2 separate regions of the Homo sapiens genome follow, and region 2 is linked to region 1. A link is a contact called in ENCODE Hi-C or POLR2A ChIA-PET data. All regions are on one chromosome and are shown on one strand. Each heading gives the region's core, a stretch centred on a gene start or an enhancer-like site at or near the end of the contact. The rest is flanking DNA. Distances are from core to core; before and after follow the strand shown.

Region 1 (5,493 bases), core at 429-2,928:
ACCTTTATAGAATGTTTACTCCAGGCCGGGCACGGTGGCTCATGCCTGTAATCCCAGCACTTTGGGAGGCCAAGGCGGGCAGATCACGAGTTCAGGAGATCGAGACCATCCTGGCTAACACGGTGAAACCCCGTCTCTACTAAAAATACAAAAAAAAAAAAAAAAAAAAAAAATTGGCCGGGCATGGTGGCACATGCCTGTAGTTCCAGCTACTCGGACTCGGGAGGCTGAGGCAAGAGAATCTCTTGAACCTGGGAGGCAGAGGTTGCAATGAGCTGAGATCGTGCCACTGCACTCCAGCCTGGGCGACAGAGCCAGACTCCGTCTCAAAAAAAAAGAAAAAAAAAGTGGTTTACTCCAGTTTTTCCCTGCATTTAATAATTTTGTTCCCTTTAAGGCATGTTTTTATTTTCTTGGCTGAAAAGGAGTAGCCTGAGAAGAAGTAACGTGTAGGAAGCCTTGGCCATGGGACCAATAGCCTCATAAATTCCTGATCTCTGGAGGACATCAGGGCCTCCTACCTGTTCCATTGTGACCTGGGAGTCTCTCCAGCTCCAAGGTGGAGGGATGGCTTCACTGAACACGGAGTCTGGAATTCCGTGCACACTCATGTGACCGGTGTTCCGGAAAAAGAAGCAGGAGGCGGCTGGGCGCGGTGGCTCACGCCTGTAATCCCAGCACTTTGAGAGGCCGAGGCCGGCGGATCACGAGATCAGGAGTTCGAGACCAGCCTGGCCAACATGGTGAAACCCCATTTCTACTAAAAATACAAAAATTAGCCGGGAGTGGTGGTGGGCGCCTGTAATCGCAGCTACCCGGGAGGCTGAGGCAGGAGAATCGCTTGAAACCGGAAAGCGGAGGTTGCAGTTAGCTGAGATCGTGCCATTGCATTCCAGCCTGGGCAACAAGAGCGAAACTCCGTCTCAAAAAAAAAAAAAAAAAGCAGCAGGAAGGACCCACTGAGTACAGGAAGCCGACAGGGCCTGCTCCGGAAAACCAGGAGCTGTAAGGTCAGCCGAAAGGACGAAGAGACCTGAAGTCAGTCAAGTAAGTTTTATTAACCTGCTGGGCTGCTCCCCCACAGTTAGAGGAGGCAGCCCCGCTTACAGACTACAGCAGGGCTTTATAGGGCGAGGAACTGGGCTGGGGTGTGAGAACTGAGTCGGGGGTGCAGGTGTCCTGACCGCATCCTGGAGATGTTTTTGCCAGCTTTGTTATGCAAGGTGGGCAGGTGTTGTGACCGCATCCTGGAACTGTCTGCCGGTTCAGCTGAAGTCTTTTGAACAAACAGTTACTGGAAGGGTCAGTGGGGAGGAGGTCTACTTCTAGCCCGGGGGGAGTTGTGTGGCGGTCACAAAGGACTGTATTGTAAGACTGATGGGGGAAGGAGGGGAACAGTCTGGTTGGGTTGACCCTAACGGGAGCAAGTTCTGCTTCCATGCAAGTCCAGGTCCAAGGTCCCAGCGAGGGGCTGTGGGTAGCACCTGTCAGTCACACCCCACACAGCGAGCGGATTATTTGAGGATTCCGATCACCTCTCCTGTCGCTCAAGCCCCAGGGGCGGGACCTGGGGCACCAGCCAGTCAGAGGCGCTGTGCGGCAAACTGTCCAATCAGGTGCGCCGGGAGGAGGGGCAACTTCCAAAGCCCGAAGCGGTCTCATTTCCCGCCGGCCCCCCATTCGGGTCCGGGTTTTAGTTCCTCGGGGAGCCCCTGGTGCCCCGGATACGGCTGATTTTGTCGTGTGGGACCTGTTCTGGCTGCTCCAGCCCCAGGAAGGACCCAGGACACCCGGAAGCCGGAAATGGTGAGCGTGCGGAGCCGGGCGTCCGGAGACCTGAGGAGGAGCTGGTCGGAACCGGCAGTGGCTGGACCTGGGCCTCCCCGCGGCGACTGTGGGGGTCTGGGACCCGAGTCCCCCAGGCGCAGCTCGACCCTTGGTCCCCTCGGTCGCCGGGTGGAGCTGGACCAGCCGCCGGGACCCCGGGTGTCCTGTCCCGGCCCCGGAGCCCTCTCAGGGCAGCTCCGCGCCCGCAGCCCCGCGTCTCCCCAGATCGTGCGGGGGCCTCAGGAGGGTCTTAGGGGGAATCCCGCCTCGGGTGTGGGGTTCGTGCGGGAGGAGCCGTGGCCTGTGGGGTCCCCAGTTCCTCCTCCCTTAGGCGGTCCCCGTTTCCTTCGGAGTCTTCCAAAGGTGTGGGAAGCTGGGTTTCAAACCCACGACCCCGTCCCCCAGCTTCGCTCCTCCCAGGGCTGCAGTAAATCCCTAAATTTCCCCGCATTCCCCAACCCTAAGTTCTCCCTCCAGTACATCCACTTCACATTATTATTATTATCATTATTTCTATTATTTTTGAGACGGAGTCTCACTCTGTCGCCCAGGCTGGAGTGCAGTGGCACTGTCTGGGCTCACTGCAGCCTCCGTCTTCCGGGTTCAAGTGATTCTCCTGCCTCAGCCTCCTGAGTAGCTGGAATTACAGGTGCCCGCCACCACGTCCGGCTAACTTGTATTTTCAGTAGAGACAGGTTCACCATGTTGGCCGTGCTGAAGTCCTGATCTCAGGTATCTGCCTGCCTCGGTCTCCCAAAGTGCTGGGATTACAGGCTTGAGCCACTGCGCCTGGCAAGACCCAGTGTTTTAACTGTCATCTTTTCCAAGGAGCCCTAGATGGCACTTCTTAAAAAGTTCATTTTCCGTTTGTGAACATTTCACATGCGAGCAAAGCAGAAAATAACCCCCTGACACTCCGATGTTAAAAAAAAAAAATCACTGTGCCTGCCCTCTTTTTACCTTCCCTAGGCGCGGCCACCTTATCAGACAGTCTTTGGGTGGAGGCTTCTCTTGGGAACTTCACAGGGTATTGGGTCCTCAGCCCACCCTCCTATCTTTCTGGTCCTGGGTTTCAGGACCGTCCAGGGACTTCTTCCAGCTGCCCTCGGAAGAACGGGTGAAAAGTCTGTCCTGGCGTGGTTAATCTTTCCTGGTTGTTTGATGAGCCTCCTAGGGAGGAGTTCTTGTCTTTTGAAAAGAAGTTTCCTTAGGAAATTCCAGAGGGATTCCCTGCTGGCCCTTGGGGGTGGGGTGGGGCCAGAAACAGTAGAAAGAAACTTCTCCCTTCTGAGGCAGCTCAGGGTGGCATGCAGTGGCACAGTCATGGCTTACTACGGCCTCAACCTCTGGGGCCCAAGCAATCCTCCTGCCTCAGTCTTCCAAGAAGCTGGGACCACAGGCATGCGCCACGCCCGGCTAGTTTTTATTTTTTGTAGAGACAAGGTCTCACTATGTTGCCCAGTCTGCTCTGGAAGTCAAAAGCGATTCTCCTGCCCAGGTGGCTCACGCCTGTAATTCCAGCACTTTGGGAGGCTGGGGCGGGAAGATCTCTTGAGCCCAGAAGTTTGAGACCATCCTGGGCAAAGTGGCGAGACCCCATTTCTACAACAAATACAAAAATTAGCCGGGTATGGTGGCGCATGCCTGTAGTCTCAGCTACTCAGGAGACTGAGGTGGGAGAGCCACCTGAACCCGGGGAGGTTGAGACTGCCGTTAGCTGTGATTGCGCCACTGCACTGAACGACAGAGTGAGACCCTGTCTTTAAAAAAAAAAAAGGAAATCTTCCATTATGGCTGCAGAATATGAATACATTCCCACAAAAAAAAGGCATGGTAGGTCGGGCGCGATGGCTCACGCCTGTAATCCCAACACTTTGGGAGGCAGAGGCAGGCAGATCACGAGGTCAGGAGATCGAGACCATCCTGGCTAACACGGGGAAACCCCGTCTCTACTAAAAATACAAAAAAATTAGCCAGGCGTGGTGGCGAGCGCCTGTAGTCCCAGATATTCTGGAGGCTGAGGCAGGAGAATGGCGTGAATCCGGGAGGCGGAGCTTGCAGTGAGCTGGAGATCGCGCCACTGCACTCCAGCCTGCGCGACAGAGCGAGACTCCATCTCAAAAAATACATAATAAAAAAAGGCATGGTAGATAAGCAGAAATTAGTGATTTACAAAGATTCACCAGCACATCAGCTCCTCTCCTTTGCAGGTTGGGGAATTTGTGATGGTGGATAACTCTGTTCTGTTTTGTGTTATCTGGATTTGACAGATTAACGCTGAATCCTTTGGGATAAGTTTGGCAACATCTAGAAGTAGTCAGATATGATCTTTTGTTTACTGAATAGTTTATTATGGAAAAAATACTGAATGACATCTGAAAGTGATAGATACTCATCTCTTTTCCTAAGGATACTAATCTGTACTCCTAGGTCTCTCTCATGATCTCATGTAATCCCAGTTATTTCCCAGAGTTGCTGCCCGTAATATTAATACCATCACCTTAGGTGTTAGGATTTTTTTTTTTTTTTTGAGACAGAGTCTTGCTCTGTCGCCCAGGCTGGAGTGCAGTGGCGCGATCTCGGCTCACTGCAAGCTCCGCCTCCCGGGTTCACGCCATTCTCCTGCCTCTGCCTCCCGAGTAGCTGGGACTACAGGTGCCCGCCATTACGCCCGGCTAATTTTTTGTATTTTTAGTAGAGACGGGGTTTCACCGTGTTAGCCAGGATGGTCTCGATCTCCTGACCTCGTGATCCGCCCGCCTCGGCCTCCCAAAGTGCTGGGATTACAGGCGTGAGCCCCCGTGCCCGGCAGATATTTTTCAACGTATGCTTTTTACATCATAATCATTTTATTCACGAGACATTTTCAGACTTCAAGAAAAATTTCAGTAGGCTTTGTTCTTTTCTAAAAATTGACTTCAACGGCTTGTAACAGCAATTCAAGATGAACTGAGGGCAGGAACACTGGCAAACACCTGTAATTCTAGGTACTTGAGAGGCTGAGGCGGGAGAATCGATTTAGCCCAGGAGTTCAAGTCCAGCCTGGGCAATATAGTGAGACCCCCATCTTAAAAAATGTGTGTGTGTATATATATATATATATAAATTATATGTATGATTATATATATATTTATAAGTTGTATGATTATATATATTTATAAATTTTATGTATGATTATATATATATTTATAAATTTATTTATTTTATTTTTTTACTTTCGAGACAAAGTCTTGCCCTGTTGCCCAGGCTGGAGTGCAATGGTACAATCTTGGCTCACTACAACCTCCGCTAAAGTGATTCTCCTGCCTCAGCCCTCCCCCACGCCCGGTAGCTGAACCCGGTAGCTGAATCCTGAGTAGCTGGGATTACAGGTGCCCTCCACCACACCTAGCTAATTTTTTTTAGCTTTAGTAGAGACAGGGTTTCGCCATGTTGGCCAGGCTGGTCTCGAACTCCTGACCTCATGGTCCTCCTGCGTCGGCCTCCCATAGTGTTGGGATTACAGGCGTGAACCATCACATTCAGCCCTATATGCATTTTAGAACGGGCTTTTTTTTTGGCGGGGGGGGTCTCTGTTGCCCAGGCTGGAGTGCGGTGGCACGATCTCAGCTCATTGCAACCTCTGCCTCCCAGGTTCAAACGATTTTCCTGCCTCAGCCTCCCAAG
Region 2 (5,225 bases), core at 2,095-4,594, 1.7 Mb after region 1:
TTTGTTTGTTTGTTTGTTTGTTGTTTGTTTGTTTGTTTTTGTTTTTGAAATGGAGTCTTGCTGTGTTGCCCAGGCTGGAGTGCAATGGTGCAATCTCGATTCACTGCAACCTCTGCCTCCTGGGTTCAAGCAATTCTCCTGCCTCAGCTTCCCAAGTAGCTGGGATTACAGGTGCCTTCCACCACACCAGGCTAATTTTTGTATTTTTAGTAGAGACGGGGTTTCACCATGTTGGCCAGGCTGGTCTCGAACTCCCGACCTCAGATGATCTGCCCTCCTTGGCCTCCCAAAGTCCTGGGATTACAGGCCTGAGCCACCTCTCCTGGCCGGGCAAACTTCTTAACCTCTCTGTCTCATCTATCACTTGGGAATAATAACATGGCCAGTAAAATCAGTGTTGTTCTTTGAACATATTAATAAAGTAGAAAAAGTTATTTTAAGAGCAATAAAAATATTAAACACAAAAGAGGATATTTATAGATAAAGTCAAGATTTTAAAATGATATTGTAGGGAGGCTGAGGCAGGAGAATGGCGTGAACCCGGGAGGCAGAGCTTGCAGTGAGCCAAGATCACACCACTGCACTCCAGCCTGGGCACACAGCGAGACTCCGTCTCAAAAAAAAAAAAAAAAAAAAAGTTTGCCTTTAATCTATTTTCTTCATGTCTAAACATGAAAGCTCAAGGCTGTGGACAAATTTGAAGACATGGAGTTTTCTTCTCATGTAGCCCTATCATTTTTTTGTTTTGTTTTGTTTTAAGACAGAGTCTTGCTCTGTTGCCCAGGCTGGAGTGTAGTGGCGCGATCTCGGCTCCGCCTCCCAGATTCTAGTGATTCTCCTGCCTCAGCCTCCTGAGTAGCTTGGGATTAAAGTCACCCACCACCGTGCACGGCTAATTTTTGTATTTTTAGTAGAGATGGGGTTTCACCATATTGGCCAGGCTGGTCTCGAACTCCTGACCTTGTGGTCTGCCCATCTCAGCCTCCCAAAGTGCTGGGATTACAGCCTCCCAAAGTGCTGGGATTACAGGCGTGAGCTACCATGCCCAGGCTTTTTTTTTTTTTTTTTTTTTTTTTTTTTTGAGACGGAGTCCCGCTCTGTCACCCAGGCTGGAGTGCAGTGGCAAGATCTGGGCTCACTGCAAATTCTGTCTCCCAGATTCTAGCGATTCTCCTGCCTCAGCCTCCTGAGTAGCTTGGGATTAAAGTCACCCACCACCATGCACGGCTAATTTTTGTATTTTTAATAAAGATGGGGTTTCACCATATTGGCCAGGCTGGTCTCGAACTCCTGATCTTGTGATCTGCCCACCTCAGCCTCCCAAAGTGCTGGGATTACAGGCGACAGCTACCGTGCCCAGGCTTTTTTTTTTTTTTTTTTTTTGAGACGGAGTCCCGCTCTGTTGCCCAGGCTGGAATACAGTGGCAAGATCTGGGCTCACTGCAAATTCTGCCTCCCAGGTTTAAGTGATTCTCCTGCCTCGGCCTCCTGAGTAGCTGGGATTACAGGCATACGCCACCACGCCCAGCCAGTGTATATATTTTTAGTAGAGACCGGGTTTCACCATGTTGTCCATGCTGGTCTCGAACTCTTGACCTCAAGTGATCCGCCCACCTCGGTCTCCCAGAGTGCTGGGATTATAGGCGTGAGCCACCGCGCCTGGTGGCCCTATCATTCTTTGTTCACTGTATGATCTTTAGAAGAAAGGTGGGCAACAGGTGGCCAGCAGTGGTCTACCTGTGGTGATTTTATTCTTGATATCTTCTGACCTTTCTATGGCCACTATCTGTTCCACCCTCGGAACAGCACAGAGACTTTGGTAGAGAGAGGCTGTCCCCTCACCACTGGCAGAATATGGACGTTCAGACCCTTCACCTTCCTGACGTCAGAGCTGACACATTCAATACAACAGCTATTGGCCATGTATGGCCGGCTACTGGGTGCCTGGAATGTCGCTGCAATTTGCTAGAAAGGTAAAATACAGAGTTAGTTTCAAAGATACAGTTCCAAATATATATATACTTCATTAATCTTTACATATTGCTCACATATTACAATGATAATATTTTGGATATATTGGGTTAATTAAATTGTTACAATGAATTTCACCTGTTTCTTCTCCTTCTTTTTAAAATTTTTTTATTTTTGAGATGGAGTCTTGCTCTGTTTCCCAGACTGGAGTGCAATGGCGTGATCTTGGCTCACCTCAACCTCTGCCTCCTGGGTTTAAGTGATTCTCCTGCCTCAGCCTCTCTATTAGCTGGGATTACAGGCACCTGCCATCATACCCAGATAATTTTTGTATTTTTGTAGAGACGGGGTTTCACCATGTTGGCTAGGCTGGTCTTGCACTCCTGACCTCGGGTGATCCGCCTGCCTCGGCCTCCCCAAGTGCTGAGATAACAGGCATGGGACACTACACCCGGCTTTCTTTTCTTTCACTTTTATTTTCTTTCTTCTCTTCTCTTCACTTTTCTTTCTTCTTTTTCCTTCCTTCCTTTTCCTTCCTTCCCTCTTTCCTTCTCTCTCTCTCTCTTTCACTCTTTCTTTCTCTCTCTCTCTTTCTCTCTTCTTTTTTTTTCTTGAGATGGAGTTTCACTCTTGTTGACCAGGCTGGAGTGTGCAGTGGGGCGATCTCGGCTCACTGCAACCTCTGCCTCCCTCCACCTCCCGGGTTCAAGCGATTATTTTGCCTCAGCCTCCCGAGTAGCTGGGATAACAGGCGCCCACCACCACGCCTGGTTATTTTTTCTTATTTTTAGTAGGGACGGGGTTTCATCATGTTGGCCAGGCTGGTCTCAAACTCCTGACCTCAGGCGATCCACCCGCCTCGGCCTCCCAAAGTGCTGGGATTACAGGCGTGAGCCACTGCGCCCGGCCCTTCTTTATTTTTAAAGTCTGGCTACTAGAAAATTTAAAATTCACATGTGGCTCACATCTTATTTCATAAGATTGGCTCCTTTTAAAAATCTCAGGCTGCTAGTTCAAAGGACTAGGAGCCAGGAAGGTCATAAAAGCTGAAATTTTAAAATAATTATTTTTTTAAATTTGTGAATAGCCATATATTATTTATAAGTGCTTATGACCTTATACACAAGGTTAAGGGAAAATACCCTCTAAGGTGTGCCTGGCTCAGCTCAGGGAGGAAGCCCTGCCTGAAAAGGCTGCAGCCTAGGCTATCACTCTTTCTTCACTCCGCCCAGCATTTGGTCATATCTTCTGTCACTCAGGGCCTGAAGGGGCGGGCCCTTAAACCGTATCCAATCAGACACGCAGAACTGGGAACCGTCCAATTAGGCACACATTTGGAGCGGCGAGGACGGCTTCCGGGATGTGGCTGGGCCATTGTTTCTCTCTGCTGCCGGAGCTCCAGGTCTACCCTTCACTGCTCTGTGTCCTCAGCGTGTGTGGCTTCGTGACCTGAAGATACTGGGAAATCCATAGCTAAGATGCCAGGACCCCCTGAAAGCCTAGACATGGTGAGAGTGCTGGGTCCGACATCACGAGAGAGGGGAAGGAGTTGCTCGGAACCGGTGGGAAGTGGCTGTGGCGGGACTCAGGCCTCCCCGCAGTCAGCTCCACAATCTGCTCCCTGAGTTCTCCTTGCCCAGCTCGGCCTCAGTCTCCTTCAGCCGTAAGTTGGCGGCTGCGCCAACAGCCGGGGCCCCGGGCGTCCTGTCTCTTCCCTGCACTGTGACTGTGCCCTGCCTGGAGTCCTCTCTGGCAGTTCTGCACCCGCAGCGCCGCGTCTTTCTCAGATTGTGCGGGGACCACGGGAGGGTCATCAGGGGAGAATCCTGACTTGGGGTGCGGGTTCATGAATGGGAAGAGCTTTGGTCCGTGGGGTTCCCAGTTGCTATTTTCTCCTATTAAAAATTTATGGGCGTCACTGCAAAAATATTAAAGAATGTAATCAAAGAGTGGTTCTAGAATTGTAGAGCACCCAGCTATGGTTTGTAGTTTGTGGTCTGTGGGAGAGGCTTGAAGGAAAGTCTTTTATAAAATGCATGATGAAGAAACCAAATTTACTAATTGGTTAGGTACAGTTACATGGTTTCTTAATATGTGCGTTAAAGGTGAAAATTTCCTGGTTATGTAATCAGAGCTTAATTGGCAGTTTACAGTTGCTGAAGCCTGAATTTTGTTTCTCTGAATGTAGTAATTAAAAATAATGCACCTGAGTTAGATTTTTTTTTTAAAGTAAGAATTCAGGGACTAGAAATACCTCAGTCTAATTGCCTGCCACTTAATTATTTTCACACTCCACAGGGAACTGATTTTCTGCTGTATTTTTCACCTGTGTCCCAAGCAGAGTCTTGGAACCAATCCCCCATTTCTCCGGCCTCACTCTGGCTTGCAGTAAGATAATTTCCAGTTTCCTCTGACGTTCCTAAATGCCACCTTTTCCTCCCTAATTCACATTATCGCCTATTTGTCTTTTACTGTACTTTTTTATACCATATTTTAATTATTTTTTTGGCAAAGCATTAAATGGTTAAATGGTGCATTTAAAGAGATTTGTTATCTGTTTGTAAATATTTCCCATGAAAAGAAGGCAAATAATAATACCCTGACACTGCATTGTAGTAAATCTCTGTCTCTTTTGCTTTCATCTTGTCTAGGCACAGAGATGTTACCAGAATGTTTTTGGGTCGAAGTTCTCCTTTGGAAAATCTATGGGGTGATGTGTCCTCAGCCACCCTTTGGTTTTTTCCTGGTCATGGGTTTCAGTACTATCTGGGGATAAACCAAGATAACTGCCATGGTTATGTTAGCTAGAGTGTCCATTGGATCTCAGCTTCTGGTTTATTTTCTCCCATAAGATGACCTGAGGTATGGAGTGTATCCTCTCAAGGGAGCAAGTGGATATTCTGGGGCTGAGGGGAATCTTCCGGTGTACTCTTATTTTGAAACGGGTAACCCTTTGAAATGTTAAAATTGCCTTCCCTCAACCAGGCTTCCATTTCTTGGAGACAAATTGCTGGTCAGCCAATCAGATGCTGGTAATGAGGGGAAAACACAGAAATAATTTCTGCCCCCTGGATTCTCTAAGGGGGCAGAAAAATAGTGAAATTAATATAGTAAAAGAAAAAGAGTAAAAAAAAAAAAGTGAAAAATTTGTGGCCCAAAAAATAGTATCCCAAAAGACAAACAACAAGAACAAAAACAAAACTGACTCCAGTGAGATGGTGTAAGAGCTTGCAAAGTAAAACGCAACTGGGACA

The links. A loop is a pair of places that touch in the nucleus more often than their neighbours do. ChIA-PET counts read pairs that join two places held with the same protein, here RNA polymerase II (POLR2A). Pooled maps may share reads with other maps.
Region 2: a pooled map shows a loop between it and region 1 (8-fold over the local background). The contact joins the promoter of ZNF493 here to the promoter of ZNF101 in region 1. A Hi-C loop is called at or near these places in 1 of 37 single-sample maps with no recorded cell type and 7 of 50 pooled maps. POLR2A ChIA-PET finds 5 or more read pairs at or near these places in 2 of 52 experiments (CD4-positive, alpha-beta T cell and activated B cell).

What each region holds. Positions count from the first base shown.
Region 1 is chr19:19,667,161-19,672,653 of GRCh38, forward strand. ZNF101 (zinc finger protein 101) reads left to right here and starts at 1,679. Exons shown (of 4, transcript NM_033204.4): 1 at 1,679-1,806. The coding sequence starts at 1,804. RefSeq lists enhancers at 1,368-1,934, 1,935-2,500 and a silencer at 1,889-2,088.
Region 2 is chr19:21,393,789-21,399,013 of GRCh38, forward strand. It overlaps ZNF493 (zinc finger protein 493), which reads left to right and starts at 3,345. Exons shown (of 4, transcript NM_001076678.3): 1 at 3,345-3,479. The coding sequence starts at 3,450. RefSeq lists a silencer at 3,384-3,622.